Regions from separate parts of the Homo sapiens genome. Here region 1 is linked to region 2. A link is a loop called in an ENCODE intact Hi-C map of the cell type or tissue named here. Cell type or tissue: PC-9. All regions are shown on one strand. Each heading gives the region's core, and the rest is flanking DNA. Links, peaks and the distances in the headings are about the cores only. Region 1 overlaps PLEKHG3 (pleckstrin homology and RhoGEF domain containing G3). Region 2 has its middle 32 kb from the start of PLEKHG3.

The links. Peaks named below come from ENCODE experiments on the same cell type or tissue, not always from the same donor. Only the 100,000 strongest peaks of a DNase experiment are listed, where the experiment ranks them.
Region 1: it touches region 2 in a loop (5-fold over the local background); 22 of 110 quality-filtered maps call a loop at or near these places.

What each region holds. Positions count from the first base shown.
Region 1 is chr14:64,722,716-64,731,290 of GRCh38, reverse strand. PLEKHG3 (pleckstrin homology and RhoGEF domain containing G3) reads right to left here. Exons shown (of 17, transcript NM_001308147.2): 2 at 3,309-3,698; 3 at 2,198-2,295; 4 at 979-1,048; 5 at 603-649; 6 at 342-492; 7 at 122-253. The coding sequence starts at 3,659. Among named protein-coding and RNA genes, the nearest start is that of PLEKHG3, 23 kb to the right of the region's middle. RefSeq lists enhancers at 1,402-2,053, 2,707-3,358. In PC-9, for the core only: no CTCF peak of the experiment used is centred there; a DNase peak (open chromatin) is centred at 4,560; H3K27ac peaks cover 1,491 bases.
Region 2 is chr14:64,667,649-64,676,223 of GRCh38, reverse strand. No RefSeq gene overlaps it. Among named protein-coding and RNA genes, the nearest start is that of PLEKHG3, 32 kb to the left of the region's middle. RefSeq lists enhancers at 1-337, 338-838. In PC-9, for the core only: CTCF peaks have their summits at 4,321 and 4,526 (motif pointing left); DNase peaks (open chromatin) are centred at 2,283 and 4,513.

The sequences.
Region 1 (8,575 bases), core at 265-8,264, 55 kb before region 2:
CAAAGGCTCCCCCAATGCCACTGCCCAGCTCATCCCAGCAGGGTGGCCACAGTCCCTCTTCCCAGCGGAAGCCTGGCCCACCCAGCCCTGCCCCTCCCCCAGCGTCCCAGCCCCAGAGCACCTGGAGCCGGACCGCGTGCTCATGCCTCCTCTTCATGTCGTTGATGTACCAGGCCACACAGGTCATGGTGTCAATGGCATCCTCCACCACCTCAAAGCCATCCTCTTCTTCATCAAAATGCTTGGCAATTTCCTGCGCAGAAGATAGACGCTTAGGTGCCCCTGACCCGAAGGCCCTGCCCTCCCCAGGCCCTAGGTGCTTGGGAGGACCGAGGGGCTACCTGGAGCAGCAGGTGGTACTTGAGGATGCGCTGGACTGGCTTCAGCAGGTAGGAGCCCAAGGGCAGCGAGTGCTGTAGCAGCTCCTGCCGGTCCCGAAAGAACTTGGCCTGCTGCTTGTCCCGCATGCATTCCGTCAGGGCGGCCACGGAGCTGGGAGTGGGAGAAGGGCCAGTCACCACCTGGGGAAGGCCTGGATGAGGAAGTGGGGGGCTCTGGACTCACCAAATGGCTCTGCCTTCCCTCTCACCCCAATTACTCACTTGGGGTAATTGTTGCAATACTGAGTGTAGATATCAAACTCTTGGCTCTAAGAAGAGATCAAAAATAGTGATTTCAGGGAGATTCTCATTTGACAGTAAAGATGGTGGTAGCAGATAGGCCCCTGGCCCCCAGAGCACCCTCTGTCCCCTGTTCCCAAATGCCTACAGAGCCATCTTTATACCTATTTGTCAAGGACATCCCATCCACCCAGCAGCCCTGGCTCCCCTCAGAACACCCTTCTCATTCAAGATAGAGCACCCAGGACTTTCCCTGGAAAGGAATCCCCAGGACTCAGATGTCCTCTTATGCTGGCAGTTCTTGTCTCTCTGAGCTCTCAGCAAGGTAGGACAGAGGCAAGGACCCAGCCCTTCTTACCCTTTCCACAAAGCAGCTGGCCACAGCCACGGGGTCACTATTGCAGCTGTCCAGGTCTCTGAGGAGCTGGCTGGGTGAGGGGAGAGCAGCCACTGTACCCTCTGCAGTCAGAGGACAATGCCCCTCACTGCCCCCTCCCCAACCTCCCAAACCCTGACTGACAGCCAGCCCTATTGCTTTGCTAAAGAACTGGGGCTTCTAGCCTCAGAGGGAGTCCTGCCCCAGGCAGCAACCACAGAAAGTATCCAACACAAAGCAGCCACAAAGCAGGAAGTCAGGGAGACCTACAGGCTCAACAAGAGGGAGATGAAGAGGGGACCCCCATACCCACCTCGGGAGGGGACACAGCTCCTCTGCAGGCAGAAGGAGTCAAACACACAAAAGCAGAGGATTAAAGGGTGAAGGAGAGAGAATGGGGACTAGCAAAGGAGCCAGGGCGCCCAGGATGTGGGACATGGGGAGAGACAGGTGAGTCCTGGCACCCCTAGAAACACTGCTCCCTGCCTCCTCCCTCTGTGCTCCTCCTCTTTTCCCAACCCCTCACCATTGGCCTAAGTCCTCCCTGCACCCTGCCCTCCCAGACTTCTCCAGCTTACACAGCCAGAGCTCCCTCTGCCCATCTTAAGGGGCCTGGGATACGATTCTTCCTGTCCTAGCACCGCTGTTCCCTCAAGCCCTGCCCCTCCAGAGCAGTGCACTTTCCCGGGGGAGTCTGTGGTCCCAGGCAGGAGACCCATGCCTTTTGCCCTGACACAGCCCCTGGTCAGGCCTTGTTTGGCTTCCCACATGTGTCTTGCCTGGGTTGTGCAATCCACTAATAGGTCAGATCATCTCCAGGGAGCCCTTGGGGTCAGTGGAAAGGAGGATAAGAAATTAACAGATGTGCAAATGGAAAATGAAGATGAGAAGGACAGGGAAGGTTCTCTTCCACAGGGAAGAGAACCAGTGTGCAAGGTAGGGCCCAGCAGCCCCTTGAGGGGGCACCGGCTCAGGATGGACCCAACATGCACACAACCTCAAATTACCTCCCCGTCTGCCCTTGAGAGAAAGCAGATCAGCCCAGGGCACAGAGATGGACAACCCTTCCCTGTCCTCAGAGATCAGGCCCCAGGCCCACATGTCACAGGCCCATGAGACCAGGGACATCCAGGGTTCCTCCCTAGGCCCTGAGGTGGGCCTCGCAGGCAGAACATGGTGAGTGTCAGGCCCATTCACACACCTGTTCAGCGCGTAGATATTTTCTATGTTCCCAAAGAGGGCGCTGACCTGTTCTGGCTTCAGCAGCCCGGGTGTGTCAATGATCTTCAAGAGGTAGTCCTGCGTGGAGGGAGGTGGTCAGAACCTAGCCCCCGGCACAACCCTGCCCACTACCTTCCCTAGCCACACCTCGTTTCGGCCCTGCTGTAACACCACTTCACGGACATTGCCTACTGTGAGACAGTGTCCACCCCAAAATTCATGTCCACTTGGAACCCCAGAATGTGACTTTATTTGGAAATAAGGTCTTTGTGGATGCCATTAGTTAAGGATCTCAAGATGACTTCAGATAGGATTTAGGGTGGGCCCCAAATCCAGTGGCTGCTGTCCTTATAAGAGGAGAAGGAGGACACAGAGAGACACAAAGAAAAAGGTGATGGGAAGGTGCTGGGCCGCATCTCCAGGCCAACAATGTCAAAGACTGCCAGGACCCCAGAAGCTGGATGACAGGCATAGAATGCCTACTCCCTCAGAGGCTCTGAAGGGAGCCAACCCAGCCAACACATTGATTTTTGGACTTCTGGCCTCCTGAACTGAGTGAGAACACATTTGCTGTTTTAAGCCACCCAGTGTGTGGTCATTTGTTAAGGCAGCCCTAGGAAACTAATCCACGCCCTGAGCCAGTGGGGCAGAGGGCTTCCTCAGTGGCAGCCACACAGCTGCCCTTCCGTGCCCTTCACCTACAAGGTAGGTGTCGCTTCCTCTTACAGAGGAGGAACCTGAGGCTCCGCACAGCCAGGAAACAACAGGGCAGGGGATGCATGGGGCCAGGCCCAGAGCCCATGTCTTCACTCCATTCAGTCTCTGTGGCACAGGCTCTCTAGAGCCATCTTCCCAGGCAGGCTGGGGATCCACCCTATCAACGATGCTCACTCCTGTCGGCCCAAGCTACTGATCTGGCCCAAGGTCCTAGGGAAGCCTCAGGGGTCAACAGCTTTCACAGTGCAGTCAGCGAGGGTGGGAGACCCCAGTTCTCCAACTACTTTATGGGAAGCAGGTCTTTTGAGAGCTTCCCTCCCAGGGTGAAACAGGCTTCTGCTAGAATACTGTGCCGCAAGGCCTCCGACACGCACCTCCACGATGCTGCGCAGGTCCTGTACGTACATGCGCTCTGTCTCCACGATCTCCCGCACCACTCGGCCCAGGTAGCTGAGCTTGTGGTGTGCAGGCCCTGCCGCTGCCCGGCTGTTGAACGGGGAGAGGGGCCCCTTCACGTTCAACCAGCTGCTGGAGTTGTTGTTGCTGTTGGGCAGATGCCGGCTTCTCAGGGAGCCTGCCCCATTCTTGGCGGGAGCCTCGGAGCTGCTGGGCTCCTCCATGGCACTGCGACTGTCACAGGAGGAGCCCGACGAGGAGGTGGTAGAGGTCAGGCTCACCGGCCGCTCCTGGCTGCCATCCTGGTGGAGGGAGGTGGACACAGGCATCCTGGCATTGCTGCCTGGGGAGGGCACCCCAGGGAGATTCTGCAACAAGACAGACAGATGAAGGGTCAACCTCTGAATGCCCACAGAAACAGAACAGAGGGACGGTTGCCAGGGGTGGGGGCAGGTGGGGTGGGAAGGTATTATTTAGTGCATCCAGAGTTCAGTTTTAGAAGATGAAAAGGTTCTGTGGATAGACAGTGATGACATTGCACAATGATATGAATGTACCTACTGTCACTGAACTGTACACTTAAAATGGTGAAGATGGTAAATTTTATGTTATGTGTATTTACATTTAACACAATTAACAAAACAAAACTGAATCCCAAGAAGGGCCCTGTTCTCAGACTCTATGAGCACTGATGAGGGTGCCCAAGTCCACCTGCCAGCACAGTGGTCCAGGTACCCTCTAAGGAATTCACAGCCCAGCCCCACTGCTGGGGCACAGTACTTAGTCCCTCAGAGCCTCAGCTCCTCACCTGTAAAATGAGGATGGATACAGCCTACCCCATGGCTGTGTCCTCCCAGATGAAGCCACCTGCTGTTCGTAAAGCTCTGAGCATGATGCCTGGCATAGGGTACGTGCTCCATACACCATCAATATGGTGATAATAATGGCAGTTGTGAAGAAGAACTTCCCAAGTGCCCCCCTGTCTGTGGCCTGTGCTGGGGTCACTGTACAGGGATGGGCAAAGATCTGGTTCTTACAATGTTAAGACAAGACACATAACAGGGGTAATATTCTCCCTAAGACTGCAAAACCTCAGGGGCACCGGCGGCTTCACCACAAACCTGAAACTTTCTGGATACTGACTGGCTGAGCCAGCATTATCCCCCGACTCCGCAGCCCCACCCCAGCACCTGGTACAGGCTGCCTCTGACTCATCCCAGGCCCCAGGAAATTCCCCAGGGCTAAGCCATCAGTGAGTCTCTGTAAGCTCCCCTTGGCACAGCTGGGCGGGGGCAGCAGAGAAAGCAGTAAACTGCACCCAGGTGAGGCAAACAGAGCCTCAGGTGGACTTTATTCCCAAAGCAGATGGTGTGGCTCACAGGCAGGCCCACCTGGAGCAGCCGGGGGATGGAAGGGTGGAGTGGCCAGACTACTTCAGGCTGCAGCCTTTGGGAAGGACAGGGACACCCATGCAACACCCATGCCCACCCCTTAGAGCTCACCAATGCCACTTTGCAGAGTACACATTTCATTGCTATTTCACAGGAAAACAGTAAGTTCCTGGGCATCCCTCTCACCCCTACTGACCCGAGTCTTCTACCCCTAGCTCTAGGGCTCAGAAGTGACTAGACCCCAGACATGACTAAAGGGCAGAGACTTGAGCTACAAGGAGAAGAATCTAGAAGCTGCCATTACTCTGGGAACCCTTGACACTGACCCCTGGTTTTCTGTGCCTATGCCTCAACCTGGAAACCAACACCCCTGGGTCTCCGGCTTTTGCAAATGTTCTCTCTGCCTTGGCGTTATCTCGTCCCCATCCACCCCATACAGTACCATCCCCCAACCTATGTAATTTACATCCAATCTTTAGGTCTCCAATTAGACATCGCCCCCTCCAGGAACCTTCCAATATCCCCCAAACCTGGGGAACTCTTTCTGTGTTCTCTTACTACCTCCCAGGTTTCTCCTACTGTAGCACTGGCCTGAGACAGTGTGACTAGTTTGAGACCCTCTGCCCTACACCATTAGTTACTAAAAAGCAGGGGTCTTAAGGGCCAATTTAACAAATGAACAACAATGGTGAACAAACTGATGCTTTTACTGAGGTACAGATCAAGCGCCTCAAGACCTACTTACCACCTGCCGCTAACCTGGCCGGGATGCTCTGGAGCACAGCACTTTGTCACTGTGTCTCACTGGAGGGGGTCACCTCCAAGGAGCTCTGTATGAGCCTCTCAACTTGCAGATGGGGACTCAGTGGCAGCCCAGTGCTCCCCTCCGCAGCCCAGTGCAATGCCCAGAGGGCTAATTAGCAGGATCATTTTGGTAAAGCTCTTTGAGCTGCTCAGAAGAGAGCCCCCTGGGAATTGTAGGGCTGTTGCTTTTTCCTCCCTCCTCAAAAGGGCCTTTACAATTAATCAGCTATGCCTTTTACAGAACCAGCAGGCAGGGCAACACCATGTCATTCCAGCACTGACAGATAAAAACCCAAGCTCCACCCCAGCCCTTAACCCCCAGCCCTGTGGCACTCTGATGTCCTTCAAAGTGCACTGCAGTCAGGCACCCCACCCACCCACCACCACCATCCCAGCAGGGAACAAAGGGGCAGGGATTTACAGCCTAAGACCTTTCCCAGATCACATCTGGGGTCAGTCAGCTTCTCTGGGGAAGCTAAATGGAAACGGCCCCACTCCCAAATGGATTTCACAGCCAGCCAGTTCACAGTCTTAAAGCAAAAGATTACTCACAGCCCCACCCCTACCCCAACACACACACCATTAGGGAGATTTGTCTCTAAAAGGGACCTTTTGAGGGTCCCTCTCTGGGGATCCCACTGTAAGAGGATAGCAACATAAGCACACTTCAAACCCAGAAACTAATATGTCTTTTCTACTTACAGAAGTTTTCTCTCTGATTGATCATAGGCTACCTGTCTGCAAACTAAGCTCCTATCTCCTAAGGCTAAAACAAAGCATAACAGCCAACTGCTGAAATGCTCTGAGCGCTCTGTATATATTAAAGTGCCTAACCCCTTGCAACAACTCCAGAAGGTAGGTTCTATTACTACCCTCATTTTATACATGCAGGTACTGAGGCCACAGAAGTAGTAAGTGGTAGAGCCTGGACTTGAACTCAGGCACTGAGGCTCCAGAGTTCATGCTCTCCTGCCCACTGCCTCCCTAATGGACTACACACCAGACAGGGCCACAAGCAAAGGATTGGTCACAGCCCTGGCTGCCATGGCTTTGCTTCAGCATAAGCTGCAGGGGACATATGAAGACCTGAAGGATTGGGGCTTATGACATGACACTCGGAAGGACTGAGTCAAGATTCCTTAGGGCAGTTTTTGGGCCTGCTACTATGTGACCTTTGGCCATTCATTCTCTGGCTGGAACAATATGGTAAAATACAGATTCCCGGTCAAAGGATCACAGGTCATGGGTAAGCAGAAAGGAAGAGGGAGAAAGTATGAGGTCACCAGGATTGGACTATAAACTTCTTGGATGACGAGAGAAGCCCTGTAGTGACCAGGAGACCCACGATCACAAGGCTCTCTCTCTCTTGGGCAGGAGGACTTGCTGGAAAAGAGCCAAGAGCCCAAGAAAGGGAGGGCTGAAGAACAAATGAGGCACTGAGTACAAAGCAGGACACTAGTGCAGACTGTCAGGAGGCACCGTTTGATGGTGACGGATAAGAGGCATCGCTCTCAGAGTGCATTCTGAGTGCACTGCACTCAGCTGGAGTGCATTCTGGCCCTAAGACACCGGATTGGAACCATTATGTGTGTGTAGCTCAGACTCCCACAGAGACAGTTAAAGTGCCTCCCCTGGTGCTCCCCGGGCGGGGTCAGCCTTTCCTTCCTACCTGAAGAGCACCACTCCATACTATAAGATTCCCCCAAGCCAGGATGAGAACTCAGGTCTTCAAACACATCTCGGAAGACCCTGTCTGCTAGGGAAGTAGGAGGCCAGAGAAGGAGGTGATGAGGCAGGCAGCAACCAAACCCTCAAACCAGGTACCCACGCCTACCCCATCCTACCACATACGGGTCTCCAGTTCTCTTAAGTATGCCCCAGCCATGACCTCTTCCATCTTGCAACATGAATCAATCCAGTCAGTCATCAATCAGTGAATCAGTCTTCTAGAAAACTCGCTTTCTCGGCCAGGCATGATGGCTCACGCCTGTAATCCCAGCACTGTGGGAGGCAGAGGGGGGCAGATCACTTGAGGTCAGGAGTTTGAGACTGGCCAGGCCAACATGGTGAAACCCCATCTCTACTAAAAATACAAAAATTAGCTGGGCATAGTGGCAGGTGCCTGTAATCCCAGCTACTCGGGGGGCTGAGGCAGAAGAATCGCTTGAACCTGGAAGGCAGATGTTTCAGTGAGCTGAGATCGCGCCACTGTACTCCAGCCTGGGTGACAGCATGAGACTCCATCTCAAAAAAAAAGAAAAAAGAAAACTCTTTCTCAAGTCCTATACTTGTGAAACCTTCTTTGAGCAGGTCCCCAAAGACTTTTCTCTTTTTTTGAGGCAGGGTCTCCCTCTGTCACCCAGGCTGGAGTGCAGTGGTGCAATCACAGCTCATTGCAGCCTCGACCTCAAGCGATCCTCCTGCCTCAGCCTCCTAAAGTGCTGGGATTAACAGGTGTGAGCCACCACACCCAGCCAGGCTTTCTTTTTGATGGGCCTAAGCAGCAGCTCAGACATACACCTTTAAGGATCCAGGGGCAGAAGAGGGGGAGAGAGGGAGGTTTCTTTTCTTTTTCTTTAAATTTAAGCCTAAACCACACCACACCCTTCCTCCACCCACACCTACCCTCTGGAGGAGCTTCCCTGAATATTGCAGGTGCAGAGGCAGGCAGGCTACAGCAGGCCCCTGGATTCCGAGCACAGCAGACTGGGGCCACATCCTTCCCCTCCCCACTACGCCTCAGCACCATGCCCCATTCTGACCCAACAGGAAAGAAAAAAGGCACACCCTCATAACCCACAACAGCCTCAGTGTTCTGTCCTCAGGTCTCCTGTCACTGAGGCAATGGGACCCTGCTCCTCCCCTATCCCACAGGATTACGGGGAGCCTTCTGGAACTCTGTGTCTCTGGTCTTGGGGAATGCCCAGGAGTCAGCCCACTCCCACTGGCTCTCCCTCCCAGGCCAGTGAGTTGAGGACAAGGCAGGAGAGGGGAAGAGGACACTTGGGGGTGAACCCTCTGGTGGGCACACCAGACTCCCCAGAAAACAT
Region 2 (8,575 bases), core at 431-8,430:
CTCCCCACTCCAAAAAACCATGTGTGCCCCACTTTTTTTTTTGAGTTGGAGTCTCGCTCACTCTGTCACCCCAGCTAGAGTGCAGTGGCATGATCTCGGCTCACTGCAACCTCCACCTCCCAGGTTCAAGCAATTCTCCTGCCTCAGCCTCCTGAGTAGCTGGGATTACAGGCGTGTGCCATCACGCCCAGCTAATTTTTGTATTTTTAGTAGAGACAGGGTTTCACCATGTTGGCCAGGCTGGTCTCAAACTCCTGACCTCAAGGGATCCACCCGCCTCGGCCTCCCAAAGTGCTGGGATTACAGGCGCACCCGGCCGTGCCCCACTTTTTGATTGGAGCCCTGGAGCAGTCAGTCGCCTTCCAGCATGTCCTTATGTCCACCTGGAGTGGCTCCAGCAAAGTAGAGACAACAGCAAGGTGTGTTGAAGCTGGGACAGGGACCTTAGGTGTTCCACCCCTTTCACACTGCCCCACCTCAGTTCCCCTTGGCTTGAGTGCGGCTGGGAGAAACCCAGAAGTCCCTAGGAGGCCCTAGGGAATGCACAGGTGATTGAGAGCTGAGAGCCTGTGGACCTGCCTCAGGCTGAAGCCCAGAGATAAATGGAAAGCACTGGGGACATGGGAGGGGTTCCGGTTTGTATCTACAGGACCAGCAAAGCTGGCACAGGACCCACAAGCCGGGTAAACCACCAGGTCCTCCCAGCCAGACCCCTGACTGTGGATGTCAGCAGATGTAAAGGCCACTGAGGACCAGAGGGCAACACAGAGCCCTGCACCCAGAGTTATCCACAGGGTGGGGCTGGGAGCGGGAGAGGCAGGAAGGGGACACACCCAGAGAGGAGGTGACAGTCCAGGCAGGGACTTGGCTGAAATTTTATCCAAGAAGAGGCTGAACTAACTTAATAAAACTAACTAAATAAAACTTAATAAAGCGATTCTCCTGCCTCAGCCTCCTGAGTGGCTGGGATTACAGGCATGCGCCACCATGCCCAGCTAATTTTTGTATTTTTAGTAGAGACAGGGTTTCTGCATGTTGGTCAGGCTGGTCTTGAACTCCCAACCTCAGGTGATCTACCCACCTCGGCCTCCCAAACCTGAGAGGCGGAGGTTGCAGTGAGCCGAGATCACGACGTTGCACACCAGCCTGGGCAACAAGAGCGAAACTGTCTGAAAAAAAAACGTAACTTTCAATGAGTTTTGGCAAATGTGTACAATTGCGTAACTATCACCTCAGTTAAGATAAGGACAATTCCATCACCCCGAAAAGGTTCTTCATACCTTTGTGTAGTCAGTCATGCTCCCCTTACCCCCTCACCGACCTGATGTCCATCTCAGTAATTTGGCCTTTTCCAGAATTTTATATGAATAAAATCATGTAAAATGTAGCTTTTTTTTTTCTTTTTTTTGAGACAAGGTCTCACTCCTGTTGCCCAGGCTGGAGTGTAGTGGCAAGATTTCAGCTCACTGCAACCTTGACTTCCCAGGTTCTTGTGATCCTCCCACTTCAGCCTCCCGAGTAGTTGGGACTACAGGCACAACCGCCACACCCAGCTAACATTCTGTATTTTTATAGAGACAGAGTTTTGTCATGTTGCCCAGGCTGGTCTTGAACTAGGCTCAAGCAATCCACCTACATGAACCTCTCAAAACGCTAGGATTTCAGGCTTGAGCCACCGCGCCCAGCTTGTGCTAAACTTTTAAACGTTATTTCCTTTACTATCTCAGCTTCCTCCTCCTCCACTCAGCCTTCTCTGCGAATTGCTTTATATGGACAAAACTGGGACCAGCAGCAACCTCCACAGCTGCCCCAACCCCACCACCAGACCCTTGTGTGACAACAGTCCCCAGGGTCATGGGTCTGGATCGTTGACATTCTAATCTTATTGGTTCTCTGCAACACTTTCTTTGGGTTATTTCTCTCTTTTTTTTCCCCCACCTCTTAGGACACAGAAGCTCTTTCTTCAGATCCCCCCCACTTATAGCCCCCTCCTCTCCTCCTCACCTGTTGGCCCTCTGCCCTGGCAGCCTGGTTCCCCAGGGAATCCATGCACAAGGGCCTCCCTCCCTTCCATGCACTCCTCCCCTTCTGCACAATCTTCCTCCTCTCTTCTCATCGTCTGTCTTCTATCACCTTGTTTTCTGTGCCCAGGCCCTCTCGTGATCTCATTTGCCACAGATACACCCTGCTGCCCAGCTCCTGCCCGCAGGCATCATTTGATCGATGGGTTTGAGGTTTGTTGACAGTTGGGGTTTTTCTCTCTCAGTGAGGAAGAAGCAAGAAACCTCAACACTGCAATTTCCTCAACTCCCAGTGACGGTGACAAATTCTGAGGCTCCAGGGCGGGGGCTGTGTCTTCACATGCCCTGTGGAGTGTTGTCCTCACAGTGGTAAATAAATAAGGAGGTGAAAAGGTAAGACAAGAGGGAGCAGCATCTGTGCTTAGGGGCAGGGCTCAATTTGTCTGATGTGGGAGGACCTCAAAGGTGTCTCTCTTCTCACCTAGGCCAGACATTTGCAAGCTGACTGCCCTAAAGGAGCTGTACACACCTTCTTCATCCACCATGTGCCTTAGCAAAGGGTCACACCCAGGGAACTGAAGCTCTCTCTGTGTCTCTAGGGGTGGGAAGGCAGTGTCTGTGGTTATCCACCTCCATTCAGAGCCAAGTGAGTTCAGACTGCTGGGTTCTCGTCCTAAACTCTTTCACCGACTACCCCTGAGGCCTTGAGCAAGTGACCTAACCTCCTCCTCGTGCTTCTGTTTCCCCATCTTTACAATGACAGTCGTCATGGGGACAAATTCACTGGGTTGTAGTACAGATGGAATGAGAGCAAGCCGTCGCGCAGAAGACGTGCTCAACAAATGGAAACCACTGCTATCATTTTCATTCTTATTATCTCAATTTAGGAAACAAGGATCCCGACATTGCAAGCTATTCCAGGTGAAGCTAAAAAGAAGATAATCCCCAAGTCTCTGGGTAAAGAAACTCACTGCCACCCTCAATCAAATCAAAGCCAGATTCCGTGATGTTGGTAGTGAAGGGGAAGTCCCCCCAGGGGTGGGGTGGAGTGAGGTGTGGCTTTCCTTACCCATTGGTGGTACCAGTGAGACGAGGGAGAAATCTCCCAGGAAAGGTGAGCCTTGGAGGGCAAAACACAGCCAAGAGATCTAACCGCTTTTCCCATGTGGAGAGTCTCCTGCCAGCCAGAGCCAATCTCAGGAAATATGAGTTCGATTTTATTAAGGAAACCAACACGTTTCCTTCTGTCTAATGTAGCCTCTGTGTTATTCACATTGTTGGCTCCCAGGATGTGAAATGTCATCCTAGTACAGAACCCAGAAAAGAGTGGGCTGAATGTCTCTTTAGAGAGCTTTAGCCAACTATTTAAAAAAGTGGAGTCTACCTTCCTAACAGAGTTAATAATCACATGCCTTTATAGGAAGCAGTAGTAATAGTTGTGGTAATAATAACAGCTGACTTTTTCTCTTAGCAGTTGCAGTATAAGGTTCATAACCATCCTGTTAAGATGGTATTATTTATAGTCATCACTCAGTATCTTGCTGGGATTGGCTCCAGCACCCCCTTGGATACCAAAATCCACGGATACTCAAGTTTCTGATATAAAATGGTATAGTATTTGCATATAACCTAGGCACATCCTTCCATATACTTTTTTGTTTCTTTGTTTGTTTGTAACAGAGTCTTACTCCTTCGCCCAGGCTGGAGTGCAGTGTCATGATCATAGCTCACTGCAGCCTCAAACTCCTGTGCTAAAGCAATCCTCCTGCCTCAGCCTCCTGAGTAGCTGAGACTACAGGTGCACCACAGCACCAGGCTGATTTTTTTTTTAAGTTCTTATAGAGACAGGGTCTTACTAATGTTTACGAGGCTGATCTCAAACTCCTGGGGCCTTAGGCGATCCTCCTGCCTTGGCCTCCCAAAGTACCGTTATTACAGATATGAGACACTGTGCCTGGCCAACTTTCCTATACTTTAAATCATCTCTAGATAACTTATCATGTCAAATATTAATACAATGTAAATTCCATGCAAATGGTTGTTATACTATATTGTTTTTATCTGTATTATTTTTGTTGTATTGTTGTTTTTATTGTTGGGTTTTTTTCAATATTTTCTATCTGTGGTTGGTTGAATCCACAGATGTGGAAACTGTGGATATGGAAAGCTGACTGTATTAGAATTTTATAGAACAAGAAACTAAGGCTTCATTAATTTAAATAGCCTGCTAGGATCATAAAGATGGGAGGCATTCTCCAACCCTTGTTTGATTCTGGATTTGAACTTGGGTCAGCTTGAATTCAACGCCAGAGTGCCTAACAGTATTTTGTCTCTTAGAGGAGTCTAGATTGCAACTGCATTTCAACCTAGTAAGAAAAGCATGTATAAGATCTGCTTTCTTTCTGATCTCCTCTGGGTATTTGTTTTCTTATGAAAGTCTGAGAAAGTCGCAAAGTTCAGCCCCAAAGAATGAACAAGTGGTTCATTTCTGCCCCCTAGAGGAGGTAAGGAAGGTCATGGTTAAAATGAGTGTTCAGAATCGCAATAGATCCAGCCCTGCAATAGAGCCAAACCTAAAAACAAACTACTTTCAGTTCATGAAAGGGAGGTGATAATGGGTTAGGGATTATCTGGATCAAGAGTGAGAACAGTGTATCAGGGTCCTGCCTGGATATATACTGGATATATATATATATATAGTGTGTGTGGAGATATATATATATATATAGTGTGTGTGTGTGTGTGTGTGTGTGTGTGTGTGTGTATATATATACAGCTTGCATATATATATATACAGCTTGCATATATATATATACAGCTTGCATATATATATACAGCTTGCATATATATATACAGCTTGCATATATATATATATACAGCTTGCATATATATATATATACAGCTTGCATATATATATATATATATACAGCTTGCATATATATATATATACAGCTTGCATATATATATATATATATATACAGCTTGCATATATATATATATATATACAGCTTGCAAATATATATATATATATTTACAAGTATATATATATATATATATATATATATATATATATATATATATACACTGTTCTATCAGGGTCCTGAATAGACTCATTCTAGTCTAGTATTCAGACTAGAACTTTCATCTTTAACATGTGCCCCAAATGATTCTTTCACTAAGGCAACTTTGAGAAACAGGTGCATATAATTTATTCATCCAGCAAGGGCTTGAATAACACCTTCCATCCACAAGCCACTGTTACTAAGGCATTTGCTGGACCCCAAGGGAGTGGAGTCCACATCCCTGTCCTGAAGAAGCTTGGTCAATTACACTATCTCTCAGGGCCTTGCCTTTGTTATTGAGAAAATGGCTCATCTCTAAATGGTGTGAGAGCCAGGAGACCCATGTTGGACGTGCAGACAGGGTGCACTTTACTTAATCTCCTTGGACCTCAGTTTCCTTGTCTACAACATCAGAGGGTGAATACTCATCAAGCTTCCTCCTGTGGCAAGATTCTGAAGTTCCCAGGCCCTGTGGAGAGCGTACAGGGAAACCTTACTTAGGTGACCTGCTTAGGAGTCTGGTCTCCATGACTGTGCAGATCCACCTCCTGCCAAATGGCTCATGACAATCCCAGGAGCAGGCTGTGGTCTCCCTGATCCTGAGGTTCAGAGCTTTTGGTGTTCCCGTCACTGGCATTCACGCCACACTGTAGGAGCCTTCTTTTCATTGATGTAAACTCTGTTCACAAAAAGGGTCTGGGGAAAATAAAGTTGATTTGGAAAAAGAAATTTCTCTAGAAACCCAAATAAGGCTTCTTATTTCTAGAAACCCCCAAATAAGACTTCCTGAAATGTGGAGTCAGATGAACCAGCCTTTAAATCCTAGCTCTGTTACTCAATAGCTGTGTGATTTGAGGCAAGTCATCCATTTTAAACTTGGTCTCTTCATCTGTGGAATGGACATAAAAAGAGTACCCAAAGCTGGGTGTGGTGGCATGCACCTGTGTTCTCAGTGACTTGGCAAGAGGCTGAGGGAGGAAGGTGACTTGAGCCCAGGAATTTGAGGCCGTAGTGCACTACAATCATGCCTATGAATTGCCACTGCATTCCGGCTTGGGCAACATAGTGAGACCTCATCTCTAAAAATATATAGGTATAATAGAATAGTTTGTATCTCACTGAGTCATGGTGAAGATTAAATGAGACTAGACTAATACCTGGTGCATAATAGGTATGCTGAAATATTTCCTTTTTTTTTTTTTTTTTTTTTTGAGACGGAGTCTCGCCCTGTCACCCAGGCTAGAGTGTCGTGGCGCGATCTCGGCTCACTGCAAGCTCCACCTCCTGGGTTCACGCCATTCTCCTGCCTCAGCCTCCCGAGTAGCTGGGATTACAGGCGCCTACCACCACGCTCGGCTAATTTTTTTGTATTTTTTAGTAGATACGGGGTTTCACCATGTTAGCCAGGATGGTCTCGATCTCCTGACCTCGTGATCCGCCTGCCTCGGCCTCCCAAAGTGCTGGGATTACGGGCATGAGCCACTGCGCCCAGCCTATTTCCTATTGTTATTACGATTAATACTGCTGATGCTAGTTTTACCTTCAGAGACTGTTACAATTGGAAAATAAAGAAACAGTTCATAGTCAGGACCCCACCCAAGGATTTAGCACCCAAATCACTCCAGAGAACTCCAGCTCGACCTTGGCAGTCATCCAGGATGCCACATGTCCTCTCACTCTTGTTTAAAGATGTCCTAATAGAGCCAAACTTCTTTTGCCAAATTTCTCAAAATGAGTCCTTTAGTGGATCCTTGGGCTTATAGTACCACTACCACATCATCCAAGGGGCATGGCCATCTGGGTTTGAGGTTACAGAAAAAGAGAGGGGCCTAGGACCAGGGCCAAGGCAAGCTCATAGACACTCCTTGCAGGAGCAAGGTCAACAAGCAAGACCCATGAGGACTGAAATAAGGATCTACTTGACACTCAGATTGACTGCATTTGGAGAGCCAATAATTGCTGCCTTTGCCCTTATAATAAACTACAGCTTTTGAAGAAAATTTAAAAACAAAATAAAATCCACAAAAACATGCAGGCATTGCTGGGCAGCAGCAAACAAACATACTGGATTGTTCAGAAAGACTGCTAAGATCTTAAGAGCAAATTGTTTATAAACTGCAGAGAAAAGTTGTAATAAGAACTGGCTTCAGCACTAAAACACAGCTTTTGATTCTCCACCATCTCACTCCAACCCAAGAGAATAGCAGCAGCTGTTAGGTGTAAGGGAGCCTGTGGGCCTATTTAGGGGTGAGGGTAAGGTATAGAGGGGCACAGGCTCTCATCTCACAATTAACAAAGGGCCCCACATTCTGGCTTTTGACATTAGCTCCAGATGACAGGTCTGAAAGAAGCAATGTTCAGGATAGAACTCTCAACTTGTGTTCCTCACTGCCTGTAGAGCACTGTAAAATATTTAAAATGTACCCTGGAATTATCATGCAAAAACACATTACCTTTACTATTTTTTTCTGTGATAGAAGTATTAATTTGTCAAATGTAAACATTTAAAATACACCACAGTAGCATGCACCTGTGGTTCCAGCTACTTGGGAGGCTGAGGTGGGAGGATTGCTTGAGCCCAGGAGGTTGAGGCTTCAGTGAACCATGATCGCGCTACTGCACTCCAGCCTGGGTGACAGAGTGAGATTCTGTCTCAAAACAAACAAACAAACAAACACACAAACAAAAAACACCACCGCTCTCACCATCTTTTGGTGGGGGGTGTTGGCATTTCTTCATATTTTAATATACTAGGAACCTCAAAAAAATGGAAGTAACTGTGGGTCACTCTTGTCTTCTGAGAGGCCCTGGCACAGACCTGGGGATGGGAGTGAAGAATCAGGGCAGCCCTGGATGTAACTGTCTCTCCTGCAGAAGTGGTTGCTCCCTAGTCCAAACAGGTTTTTATCAGAATCTCTTTACTTCTCCATAAGAGGTAAAGATCAGTCCTCACCTTCTCATTCACCCACGGAAGAGACGCATTGCAAGGACAAACCCTGAAAATGTTGCTGGTCCAACCAAACTGACAGGGCCCCTGAGTATATCCACAAGAGGAGTGCCTGGCACCAGCTCTACACCCATCTTAGCAGGGTATGAACCACAGACAGCACTTTCCTGGGGGGAGGGATTCTTGACTGTTCTACACCATGTCCCAGAGAATACCAACAAGTTTTCTTTTACCTCTTATGTAAACTTCCAAAGCCTATGATAAAATAAATCAAAATTCTAACCCAAGCATTCACCATCTGCCCCATCACCATATAATTAAGATGATGTACTTAGCCTTGAAATACAGAACTTTTCTGTTAGCCTGTCACAAAAGGTTCACAGTTTCCCTCTCTGGCTTGGATATGGTTTGGATATTTGGCTCCTCCAAATCTCATATTGAAATGTGATCCCAGTGATGAAGGTGGGGCCTAGTAGGAGGTGTTTGGGTCATGGGGGCAGATCCCTTATGAATGGCTTGGTGCCCTCCCCATGGTAATGAGTCCT